Linked DNA regions of Homo sapiens: region 2 is linked to region 1. Evidence: chromatin contacts called from ENCODE Hi-C or POLR2A ChIA-PET data. All regions are on one chromosome and are shown on one strand. The core of a region is the stretch at or near the end of the contact, and the rest is flanking DNA. Distances in the headings are between cores, read along the strand shown.

Evidence for each region. A loop is a pair of places that touch in the nucleus more often than their neighbours do. ChIA-PET counts read pairs that join two places held with the same protein, here RNA polymerase II (POLR2A). Pooled maps may share reads with other maps.
Region 2: a map of K562 shows a loop between it and region 1 (2.3-fold over the local background). The contact joins two enhancer-like sites. A Hi-C loop is called at or near these places in 14 of 168 maps with a recorded cell type or tissue (Caco-2, DLD1, K562 and 8 more) and 10 of 50 pooled maps. POLR2A ChIA-PET finds 5 or more read pairs at or near these places in 7 of 52 experiments (A549, HepG2, activated CD4-positive, alpha-beta T cell and 3 more).

Annotation. Positions count from the first base shown.
Region 1 is chr22:25,725,702-25,732,014 of GRCh38, forward strand. GRK3 (G protein-coupled receptor kinase 3) reads left to right here. Exons shown (of 21, transcript NM_005160.4): 21 at 1-3,593. Among named protein-coding and RNA genes, the nearest start is that of MYO18B, 13 kb to the right of the region's middle. Within about 2 kb of position 4,035, at least 2 of the 41 ENCODE cell types and tissues checked have a DNase peak (open chromatin) inside an H3K27ac peak, as active enhancers do.
Region 2 is chr22:25,762,664-25,768,976 of GRCh38, forward strand. It overlaps MYO18B (myosin XVIIIB), which reads left to right. Exons shown (of 44, transcript NM_032608.7): 3 at 568-726; 4 at 5,452-6,313. Among named protein-coding and RNA genes, the nearest start is that of MYO18B, 24 kb to the left of the region's middle. Within about 2 kb of position 2,393, at least 2 of the 41 ENCODE cell types and tissues checked have a DNase peak (open chromatin) inside an H3K27ac peak, as active enhancers do.

The DNA of each region.
Region 1 (6,313 bases), core at 2,785-5,284:
TTTGGGAGGCCGAGAGGGGCGGTTCACGAGGTCAGGAGATTGAGACCATCCTGGTTAGCAGAGTGAAACCCCGTCTCTACTAAAAATACAAATAAAAATTAGCCGGGCGTGGTGGCGGGCGCCTGTAGTCCCAGCTACTTGGGAGGCTGAGGCAGGAGAATGGCATGAACCCGGGAGGCAGAGCTTGCAGTGAGCCGAGATTGCGCCACTGCACTCCAGCCTGGGCGACAGAGCGAGACTCTGTCTCAAAAAAAAAAAGGAGGGGGGCTAAATATCCAGTGAGATGCACTGAGGAAAGGAAGCATTTTGCTGAAGACAGCAGCAGCAACAAACAATGGTCTGTTTGTTGCAAACAAGATGTAGCTTGATTTCTGGTCTGACATATGCCATATACAGATATTAGAAACGACTGTTTGAAGGCCACACTGGTCATCTACAAAGTAATGTTTACCAATTGACGACAGGGATTTAACTAGATTAAAAAGATCAAAGTGTGGTTTTTCTCTGCTTTTTAAAATTTCACTCGGAATTTGTAGCTGGGCCAATTCAACACATTTTACTTTTCAGTGGAATTGATTTTTCTAATGTTTCAGAATTTTAACATATCAAGAAGAAAACAACGTTCTCAAAGTCTGGCCTCTTTAGCATGATGTAAACCTATAGAAATGCTTTGAAATGTGCTGGTGTAAGATAAGAGTTATCTTGTATGATTTAATCATATGCAGTGTTGTCTCAGTTACGTTCAGGGAAATGTTTCTGTGTCATTCAGAGATGCTTGATGAATTAACACCTCCCACCCTGAGTGAGGGGTTGACTTGTTGGGAGATGATTTGGGCTTCACTGGGATCTGTGACAGGTGGGGGCTGGGCTGGGTGTCACAAAGAGAATAGTGGTAGAAATCGGGCGAAGGAAGAAAGAAGTTACTGGTAAAAATCATTACACCATAAAGCACCAAGGAAATAACTGAGTTAAAATAGGTGAAGTTTCTTTTTTCCCCCCTGTAACAGGAGAGTTTTCCTTATGATAATTATTCTGAGACTTGGTCACTTTGTTTTTGAATGTGGAGCTGCTGAACTCATTCAGAAGCCATTTGCTGCCTATCAGGACTTTCTGAAGAAGTTCTTTTGCCTCTGCCTACCCTCTGGCACCCTCCCATGGAGGCACAGGGGACCCAGAGCTAAAGCATTACCAGGCCATCTCCAAAACACCCCGTGTGTGTGTGTGTGTGTGTGTGTGTGTGTGTGTGTGTGTGTGTGCACTTTGCAGCCCCCGAGGTGGAGAGGCAGTGTCTGGATCACTGTGAATGCATTGCCCCATTGGTCAGTTGGGGACACTGTTACAAATCCACTGAAGTCCTGGTAAAACTGTCAAGAGTAACAGGCCTCTTCTGTTCTACCCTGCTCACTTCCACGGTGAGTTACCAGCCTGGGCAACACAGCAAGACCCCATCTCTACAAAAAAAATTTTTTTAAGTAATTAACCGTTTAAATTTTTTCCTAAAGATTTAACATGATTTTTCCCTCCTATGTAAAGTTTACTGGAGAGACTTGAATTACTTAAATTCATGTTAATATGATTTTTTTTTAATCCAGGTCACATTTTAACAAAGTTTATTATGAAACAAATGAAATTTGAACTCTAAAATGGTACTCCTTGGCTTCCTCAAGTCACAATGAACTTTATATTTTCTTTGTCCTTAAGGACTAAGATAGTTGTTTTATTTCAGCCGAATCACAGAGATAACCACTCCTGCAGGCCCCCACAGCTGGCCCAAAGGGGCTGTCTTTCTGACCTGGCTGTGTTAGCACTGATTGAGAAACGCAGGCTCCCAAATTTTAAATTGCCTTTATTAAAAACACAAACTACAGAAAATGGGTTAAGAGTATACGCATTTCATCAAACACATATAGGGGAAAAAATCCTTCAATTTAGAGTTAAATAACTCAGCTTTGTATAGTAGAGTTAGCGCTCCAGTATCTAACAATCTCAGAATCATCTCTGAAAACTGGTAACTATGCTTCCATTTTTAATTTTGTCCTAAATATCAGATGTCTTTGATGTAAGGGTAGGGAATGGAGAAATATTTTCAATTGTGTATTTGTATTACAAAGAACTTGAAATTTACTTTCTTAGTTGATTATATTAAATGATGTATATATTATATGTGGTTTATAAGCTCAACACTGGCCATTTTTTTAGTTTTATTGTTAAATGGTATTTTTCTATGTTTAATTATAATAGATCTGGCTTTTTCTGGATAGCATAAAGATCACTGAACTATATATATATAAGAAACAAGAGTTCTATTTTAGCACAAAGGCATTTTATATTATTTATTGAATCCATAAGTTTGTTTTCGTCAAAAACATTCCATATTATTTCTGCTCCTTTTTATTTGTATAGTTTGTTATTTAAAGAAATGGCAGTCCTTCCTGTTCTTAATACAATAAAATTGAAATAATGCACCTAGTAATGTGGCCGACATCTCTTCTCACCACCATGGACTGTTTTCAACAACAGTTGATCTTCTGGTCTGTGCTGAGAGGCGCATGCATGTCTTTCGTCACGTCGGGCAGCACACCTGCTGTGAAATACTGCTTTCATCTACCTCTTCAGAAGGCTTCTTGCTTGTTGACAAGTACCGCAAAGGCTTTATTCTGGACTGGCTATCTCATAAAAGGATTTCTGTAAGACTTTGCAGTGTCATTCCCTCAGAACCTAGGTTTGTTTCTAAAGCCACGGTATTGTCCAGGAGCCCCTGTGTGTGGGGCAGGTAGCTATCCCTCCCATGTCATTAGTAATCCTTTAGGATTTAAGGTACAACTGGACAGCATCATTCCTTCCCCTTATTGTGCCAAATCCCCACCATCAGCCTTGCCATTGCCTTAAGATTTGATTATTGCACCCAATTACCTAACCACTAAACAGAAAGGCCACCTTCACTCTTTGAAAAAGGCAAGCTGTGCTTAGAAACACTGCTTTTAAGAGTAGCACATTTGAGTGTGACTTTTTCCCCCCTTCACTATTTCAAAATGGTTTTGAAATGGGGTCTTAAAGGTAAGCGCCCTCATACATGACTGAAACTTTGTGAGAGGTCTTATATTTGAATGGACCCTTAATGATTTATGTGAAATAGAATGAAGTCCTGTCTCTGTGAGAGAACGTGCCTCCTCACTCATTTGTCTCTGTCTGTTTTCATAGCCATCAATATAGTAACATATTTACTATATTCTTGAATACCCTTGAAGAAAGAAATCCGTTTTCTATTGTGCATTGCTATACGAAGTGAAGCCAGTAAACTAGATACTGTAAATCTAGATATTGTACCTAGACAAAATATCATTGGTTCTATCTCTTTTTGTATCTGTTGTGCCAGGGAAGGTTTATAATCCCTTCTCAGTATACACTCACTAGTGCACGTCTGAAATAGTATCCCACGGGAGATGCTGCTCCACGTCTGAGGTCACCTGCCCTGTGTGGGGCACACCACCGTCAGCACCACCGTTTTTACAGTTACTTTGGAGCTGCTAGACTGGTTTTCTGTGTTGGTAAATTGCCTATATAAATCTGAATAAAAAGGATCTGTACAAAGATATCGACTTCCGTGTGCTGTCTTTCCCCTCAATTAAAAGCTGCATTTCTTTACCAAGCTGTTAAGATATCAGAAAGTGACTGATTGGAAAGAATCCCGACTCTGGGGGGAATTCACGCAGAGGCTGATTTTAAATAGAGGAAGAAGGGGACTGCCGAAAGCATTTCTGCTGATTTGGTGGGTCGCTGGAGCACAGCCAATTTCACAGTTTCAGGGTTTGGGACACCAGCGCTTGTGCCCCAGAATAACACGTTGCAAATGAAGAGCCTGGAGAGCCTAGGCAGTGAGGAAATCCAGTAGGTCTGGCTCATCTAGAAGCTATTCCATGCTCCCCAGCCCACTACGGGGGAGCTTTGGATTCCCTCCCAGAAGACAAGACCTCTTGCTCCCTATCCCTGCTCCCACAGAAATGTGCTGAGATGCTCCCCATCTCCCACCCCTACCGGCATGGTGCCTGTCACTGTAAACCAGAAATCCAAGGTGACAGTCCCCAAGCCACAGCTGCCTGGGCATGACTGTCTTCCTGTAGGTCCGCGGGTCAAGGGCAGGCTGGGTATCTCCTGTCTTTAAGCTGGCGGGGGTGGGGAATACCCTCTCTCTTGCTAGTTCAGGAAAGAAGGAAGTCACGATTGGTCCATGTAGCCACTGAGTAACCCTGGGGTGTATTTGTGCTTGCCAATTTGAAAACCATTTTGCAAAATAGTTGACAGGGGACCGAGCTATGGAGTGTGTAGCCAGGTCCATGGGCAGGAGGTGACAACCATCATGGAACCCTTGGTCTAATGTGTTACGTAACCGAGGGAAGCTGGATATGGGGGTTCAAACAAGCACTCCAACCCCTCTCAAGAGCTGCAGAAATCAAGTCACCCCCTCAGGAGCCAGAAGGAGGGGAAATAGCATCAGGATCTCAATTCCCAGCATCATCACTTTGGACAACCTCTTTGGCCCTCAGTTTTTTCACTCCTATGTTACAAGGATCAAATTAGAGGATCCTGAAAGGTCATCCAAGCCAAAAACATCCTCCGTCTCTGACTTGAGGTAAGTGACGTGTTGAGGCTGCAAAAAGGAAATGCCTTCCAAGTCCTAGGTTCCTCCTACCTTGCATTATGAGTAATGATGTTAATGTCCCCCCTTTAAACTGTGAGTTCCTGGATGCAGGAGCCCCTCAACTATGTACTGAATTTGAGGAGAGCCATCTAACAACTGCAAGGCTTTCTTTCCCTAGGCACTTTTACCAGTTTGGATATTGGAGTTCTAAAAAAGAGTTTTTCAGGCCAGGCGCAGTGGCTTATGCTTGTAATCCCAGTGCTTTGGGAGGTTGAGGCAGGACGATCACTTGAGCCCAGGAGTTTGAGACCAGCCTGAGCAACATAGCGAGACCCTGTCTCTACAAAACTATAAAAAACTAGCCAAGCATGGTGGCACATGCCTATGGTCCTAGCTACTCGGGAGGCTGAAGCGAGAGGATTGCTTGAGCCCTGGAGGTGGAGGCTGCAGTGAGCTGTGATTGGGCCACTGCACTTCAGCCTGGGCAACCGAGTGAGACCCTGTCTTAAAAAAAAAAAAGGAAAGTTTCTCAGCCCAAATTACTCAGGCTATTTCCAGAGATCAGATTCACCAAATAAAACCTTCAGCTTTTACTTTGTGCTCACATACACAGTTTTGGACGTGCACATAATTAATGAAATCCATGAAGGGAAATTTAATGGCTCATTTTTTTTGTTTTTTTAATGTTTAATTTTTGTGGGTACATAATAGGTGTATATATTCAGGGGTACACAAGACAGTTTGATACAGGCGTTCAATATGTAACATCCCATCAGGGAAAGTGGGGTATCCATCACCTCAAACGTTTATCCTTTCTTTGTGTTACAAACATCCCCATTATACTCTTAGTTATTTTAACATGTACAATAAATTATTGTTGTCTATAGTCACTTTATGGTGCTATCAAATACTAGATCTTATTTATTAAACTATGTTTTCGCACCCACTAACCATCCCCACTTCCCGCCCTCCATCCCCATACTACCCTTCCTAGCCTCTGGTAACCATCATTCAACTCTATCTCTCCATGAGATCAATTGTTTTAATTTTTAGCTCCCACAAATGAGTGTGAACAAGCAAAGCTTGTCTGTCTGTGCCTGGCTTATTTCACTCAACATAATGTCTTACATTTCCTTCCATGTTGTTGCCAATGACAGGTTCTCATTCTTTTTTTTTTTTTTTTTTGAGACGGAGTCTCGCTCTGTCACCCAGGCTGGAGTGCAGTGGTGTGATCTTGGCTCACTGCAAGCTCTGCTTCCCGGGTTCATGCCATTCTCCTGCCTCAGCCTCCTGAGTAGCCGGGACTACAGGCGCCCACCACCAGGCCTGGCTAATTTTTTGTATTTTTAGTAGAGACGGGGTTTCACCATGTTAGCCAGGATGGTCTCGATCTCCTGACCTCGTGATCTGCCCACCTCGGCCTCCCAAAGTGCTGGGATTACAGGCGTGAGCCACCGCGCCCAGCCGAGAGGGTCTCATTCTTTTTTTATGGCTGAATAGTACTCCACCCTGTGTATGTACCACATTTTTTTTTTAATCCATTCATCTGTTGGTGGAAGCTTAGATTAATTCCAAACCTTGGCTATTGTGAATAGTGCCGCAATAAACATGGAATGTCTTCAATATACTGATATCCTTTCTTCGGGATATATATCTCACAGTGGGATTCTGGAT
Region 2 (6,313 bases), core at 1,143-3,642, 35 kb after region 1:
CAGGAAGCCACAGCACTGTGTCAGTTGAATGGGTTGGAGCCACAAGGTCAGGTCCTTATATAAGTCATGGCTGTAAGCCCTTCCCTATCTTACCATGTTCCTGGTGCATAGTAAGTGATTAATTGGTTCATCTATTATATTAACTATAAGCTGAGGGGGACCAGGAGAGCGTGGATGATTCCCTGTGATCCATCCCCTTCTGGAAACTGGGAAACCTCCTTTCAGAGCAGGTCCTTCTAGAAATGGGCATGTCCCATGGCAAGGAAGGGAACCAGCAGCCTTGACCATACAAGTGACTGTTCATATCACAAGGAGAGTGGATCCAGGCAGAAATCACATTGACCCGCATAATTCCTGGCTGCCCCTGTGTTCCATTTTCATGCGCTGTCTCAGGGACCCCCCTGAGTCGTGCTGGGCCTCACCTGCTTGGCTGTGGCTTCTCATACATGGGCTTGGTCATGTATGTCTCCTCCGCCCCCTCCCAGGCTCCATCACAAACTTTGAAGGGCAGCTTGCTCCTGCTGGTTGACTCACTGAGCTCTCTCTTTCCTTGCTTCTGCAAAACAGATTCGGGAAGAGGACAAGAGCCCTCCACCATCCTCGCCCCCTCCTCTTTTCTCTGTCATCCCAGGGGGCTTCATTAAGCAACTGGTCCGGGGGACTGAAAAAGAGGCCAAGGAAGCGAGACAGAGGAAGCAGTTAGCTGTCGCCTCTCCAGAACGAGAGGTAAGTGGTTCCTAAGAAGGAGGACCGTATGCGTTTCCATACCCATCATTCTGTCTTGTGAGCTTCCTCTGAGTCATTTGTCATCCTGCCTTTGCTCCTGCTGTCCTGGTTTTGAGGAATGTCCTTTATTCAACTTGATCTATTGAGCTCTTATGTACCCTTCAAAACCCAGCTCAAACAGCACATCTCTGGAAAGTTCTTCCATTGCCTGCCTTCCTCTGAATCCTGCTGCACCTTCTATGCCTGTCTTAACTGTGGTTGGTTGGCATAGTACTTATTTGATTATATGACTTATTTGACTAGAAATTCCTTAAGAGCAACAATGATTTCTCTCATTCAATTCTGTATCTTAAGCAGCCCTCATAGTACTTGGTCAGTAGTGAGTGCTTAACAGTTTGTTTAGTGAATGAATAAATGATATTCATTGATGCATGGTTGGTGGGGATTACTTGAACACTATTTTTATAGAAAAGGAAACCTAGATACTGGCTAAGATGTATAGTTGGTTCACTTTAAGCAGAAAGCTATTGAGTTGGTACTAACTGGTGTAGTTGCATTGATTGTTAAAATATTGAATCCTTCATACCAGGTGGTAAATGGTTGTAACCCTTGGCCCCCCAAGTGCCCTCAGCTGCCATGTTTACCCAGGTCCCTCTCCTGAGTCCCTTGGAATGGCTACAATCCAATAATTACAGGGTTAATGCTTGGCACAGGTAGGAACCTCAGTACCTTCCTCCAGCTGGTGTCCGTCCTGATTGGTTGATGTCCACTAAAAATCCTTAGCTATTCTGAATAGCGCTGCTGCATTGAAGCAATAGTTGAATGCAATGTGGCCCTTACACTTTAAGGATTTGTAAACTTGTCGCTGGTGGTGGCCAGTGCTATTTCTCTCTTGTCCTCTTTAGCCATGGAACCTGGGCAGGATGACAAGGTGGACCATGAGGGAGGCAGGCTTGGAATGCAATGCATCTTGGGAGTATCCCTGTGTTAGGTAGAAAGGGCATCTCTTTGTGTCTCCAGCGCCCCCTTCAGACAAGGTGAATGCTGCAATGCTTGGGCTGAGAGGTCTGGTGGCCTCAGGGCCTGGTGCTGGCTTGAGCCCAGTGACCCATCCTGACTCTTCCTTCCCCTCCCCTTCAGCTTTGGTTTGCCCGGCTAGTCCCACATGTGCCTGCACCTGTCTGATGAACGACTTTGATGCATTAGAGAGGTCTTCCAGCAACTGAACAGTAGCAGCTGCTGAAATACCTCGGCCAAGTCTTTGTTGGGGAGGTTGACAGGGAGGACAGGCTCTGTTCCCACTCTTGCCTGACCTAAGGCATAAGTGGGGGCCAAAGTTGACCCCGGCAGGCTGTTGTTAGGTTATGATGAAATGTTACTGTGTGCTGTTTATCTCCAGACAATGCTGCTTTGCTGCTCATGGGCTCATTTAATACCCCGTGCAGCAATGCAGGTGGATGGGATTCTACCCATTTATCACAGGTGGAGACTGAGGCCAAAAGAGGTCAAGTGATTTTCCCAAGGTCATCAGACCAGATAGAGGCAGAGCGAGGGGGAGAGCCTGTGTGTTCTCTGCTCTCACAAGATGCCTGGAAAAGGACCAGTCTGGTGAGTGAGGTGGCCGGGGTGGTGCCACAGAGACCTGGGGGAAAGGGTTCCATGAGATTGACACCAGCAGCGCTGGTGTCACTGTGAGCAAGTAAAGAGGCAGAGTTAAGCCATGGATGGGGACAAACTGTCACTGCTGTGCCTGGATGGAGACTCAGAGCCAAGATGCAGGATGGCTCTGAGCCTCAGCCCACAGCAGGTGGCTGGACCATGGGCCAAGATATTCCTGGGGCTGGAGCAAGGGAGCCTCAGGACATGTTTCCACAAGGCAGCAAGCTCTGGCTGGTTCCTGCCAATTTAATTTTCTTGTCCCAATCAATAAATAACTCCGTACTCTCTTGCCTTGTCCCAGCACAACTGTTTCATTTGATCCTCATCTAATCCTTGCAAGAAGCCATTAGAATCCATCCCATTTTGCAGGAATGGAAAACAAGGCTTGGGGAAGTGACCTGGTTCTCCTAGGGCTACCCAGTCAGTGAGGAACAGGGAGAGGCTGGAATAACACTGGAGTGGAAAGTAACCCGTATTGAATGTCAAGGAGACCTAGATTCTAGCTCTGGCCCTGCCGCTTTTTGTGGTCCTGGCTAAACCCCTTCCCCTTTCTTGGCCTCAGTTTACTCATCTGTAAAAATGTGCTATTAGTTTCTATTGGCCCCAGTTATTCTAGAGGTGCTGTTTCCCTCTATATGCTAAAAAGGGTGGCAGGGTGGGGGGACCAAAGGCTTTGATGACTTTGAAGGTCCAAAGGAAGAGAATCCATGGGCATATGAGGGTGGGGTGGGAGGAGGCTGGCACTGGTTATCTTGTTTGGCCCACCCCATGTTACTGTCTCCTCTGTGGTGGTTGGTTAAAAATAAGGCACTGACTTACTTTTCAATATGGTGTAGACAGTGGTGAGATTTGCCAAGTGCAGTCAATCCCCCTTCCAAGGCTATGTCCTGCCTTCCCCCAGAAGGTCAGGAGAAGCTACTCGGCCTTGGGCCCCAGAGCCATGATGCTGAGCACCAGCTGAACCTCGTAATCACCCGGGCAGTCACAACCCAGGCAGACTCAATCAGAGTCTCTGGGAATAAGGCCAAGGAGTTAAGGTTTTTAAAAGTGCCCCAGGAGATTCCAGAGAGCCCTAGAGAGAAAAGGAAGGGCATCTAATATGCCGCAGTTCAAGGCACTGGCTTTGGAGTCAGAGAGAACTGGCTTTACATTTCACCTTTGTAGCTGGGTCACCTTACATCTTTACATCTAGTTCTTTGCTTGTAGAATGGGGAGAAGTTCAGAATCTACTCCAGTTGTTCCTTCGGAGGATTAAATAGGAGATTGCATGATGGTGATATAGGGCTCATTGCAAGGAAGATATAAATGATAGATACTATTATTATTGTGATTATTACAAAGATGAAAACAGAGACTTTGCTGTGGCATTGGTCACCTAAAACAGGAGAGAGACACAAAAGCCAGAATGGAACGCAGAAGGTGGCCACGCTGTGACTGGTGTACTAGCATAGTGCTCTGGAACTTTGTGCAAGCTTGGAACAATTTCTGATTGAGGTCTTCAGGCAAAGATTTGTAGAGAGGAGATAGAAGAGATATTTGAGCTGGGTATAGAAGATGAGTAGACCATGGACAAGTGAAGAGGGGAAAGGGCACGCCAGGCAGCAAGCTCAGCATGGGCAACAGCCTGGAAGCAGGGACTGGTCAGGTAGGAGAAGGTGACCAGTACAGTTCATGCATGGGAACAAGTAGGGACAATATGGTCAGATTGGAGGCTGGGGTTCCTTGTTGAGGAATTTGAAAGACCAATGGTGGTGCCAAATGATTTTCCTTTAGGCTGTGGGCAGCTACCCAAATCTTTTGATCTGGTATAAAATGGCTGGCAGCAAATTGAAGGGACAGCAGTTCACGGGCTGTGGCAATGGCCCAAGTGAGGGATAGCGGACATGAGTTTGGAAAAAGAGACATAGATGTGAAGCTTGGCAGGGTGGAATCAACATGCCCCTGGGACTGGTTTGAATGCAAGAGGAGGGGGAGAATCCCAGATTCCCAGGCATGGGTGTCTGTGAGGCTGTGCTGGCATTGTCCAAGATGGAAGAACCCAGGCTAGGGCTGGTGGTGAAGCGAGACATCAGGGTAGAACTTGCTTATGAGGTTGAGGTCTTTTTCTGCAGAGATGGAGGCACAGCTGGACCTGTGAGCTCTTCAGGCCATAGCCAGGCTGGTTTGAGGATGAAGCTCTGCACAAGGCTAAAATCACAAGGCAGTAACAAGGCCTGGGAAGGGAGCAGGCAGTGGAAACCCCTTGGGTGTTATGCAGTCACAAATGTCTGGGTCAGGCAAGAGTGGGGGACCCCAGGGGCAGAAACCAGGGCCCTCAGCTGGTATGGGAAGTGTGATATGGGGATCAGGGCAGTGGAAGTAGCAGCAGCTCGGTTTATTCTTCTCTCTCTGATCTCCAAAGTGCATTTCTACATCTCATCCTATAAAAGATCTGGATGGTCAGGTGGTATCTGCCTGTACTGGGGAAACCCGAAGCCCAGAGAGAAGAGATGGTAGCCCAGATAGACATAGAAGGAAGCCTAGCTGGAGAGTGTTAGAGCCAAGGTGAGAACAGGTCCTCTAGTGACAGGCCCTGAGTCCTTTCCTGGATCCCCTACTCGCCTAGGAAAAATCCAGGCAGAAATAACAACAGTAGTAGCAGCAGCTACTGTTGTTGAGGACACACTATGCGCTGGGCTCAGTTTCTACATATTGTCACACATTCTCACACCTACCCTGCAAGGTAGGCTTTTATCATTCTCATTTTATTGATTAAAAAACAGACTCAGAGAGGAGAAGTCATTTAGCTAAGGTCACACAGCTATAGAGTGTCAGAGTCAGGAGTTGAACTTGGTTCTGTTGGGCTCCAAAGTCCACTCCTTCCACTCCATCACTCAACTTTGAGGGGCTAGGCCAAGGTCAAGGGTGCTAGGCTTGGCCATGCCTGTTGGATTTGGAGGTGCTCGAGCATCTGTGGAAGGATGAATGGAGAAGTGAACAATGAAATGAATGAACGAACACGAGTGAATGACAAAGCTGTCAGGTCAGCAAGCAGCTATGTAGGCATGGTTGTGTTCTTTCTCCCAGATCCCAGAAATTTCCATCAGCCAACCCAACAGCAAGTCCAGCAGTGGCACCAGATCTGGAAGCCAGCAGATCTCTCAGGACGACCAGTCAAGCTCTCCTGGGAGCTCAGACATTCTGGGCAAGGAGAGCGAGGGGTCCCGCAGCCCCGACCCTGAGCAGATGACAAGCATCAATGGTGAGAAGGCCCAGGAGCTGGGCTCCAGTGCGACACCAACCAAAAAGACTGTCCCCTTCAAGAGGGGCGTGAGGAGGGGTGATGTGTTGTTGATGGTGGCCAAGCTGGACCCGGACTCAGCCAAGCCAGAGAAGACTCATCCCCATGACGCCCCCCCTTGCAAGACCTCTCCCCCCGCCACAGATACTGGAAAGGAAAAGAAAGGGGAGACCTCTAGGACTCCTTGTGGCTCCCAGGCCAGCACCGAGATCTTGGCCCCGAAAGCTGAGAAGACCCGGACTGGGGGTCTTGGGGACCCAGGCCAAGGAACTGTGGCACTGAAAAAAGGCGAGGAGGGTCAAAGCATAGTGGGGAAGGGGCTTGGGACCCCCAAGACCACAGAGCTGAAAGAGGCTGAGCCCCAGGGCAAAGACAGGCAGGGGACCAGGCCCCAAGCCCAAGGGCCCGGCGAGGGGGTGCGACCAGGGAAAGCAGAGAAGGAGGGAGCAGAGCCCACAAACACGGTGGAAAAGGGGAATGTCTCTAAGGACGTAGGGAGTGAAGGGAAGCACGTAAGGCCCCAAATCCCTGGGAGAAAGTGGGGAGGTTTCCTGGGAAGAAGGAGTAAGTGGGACGGTCCCCAGAATAAGAAGGACAAAGAAGGGGTGCTCTTAAGTAAGGCAGAGAAGACAGGTGAGCCTCAGACCC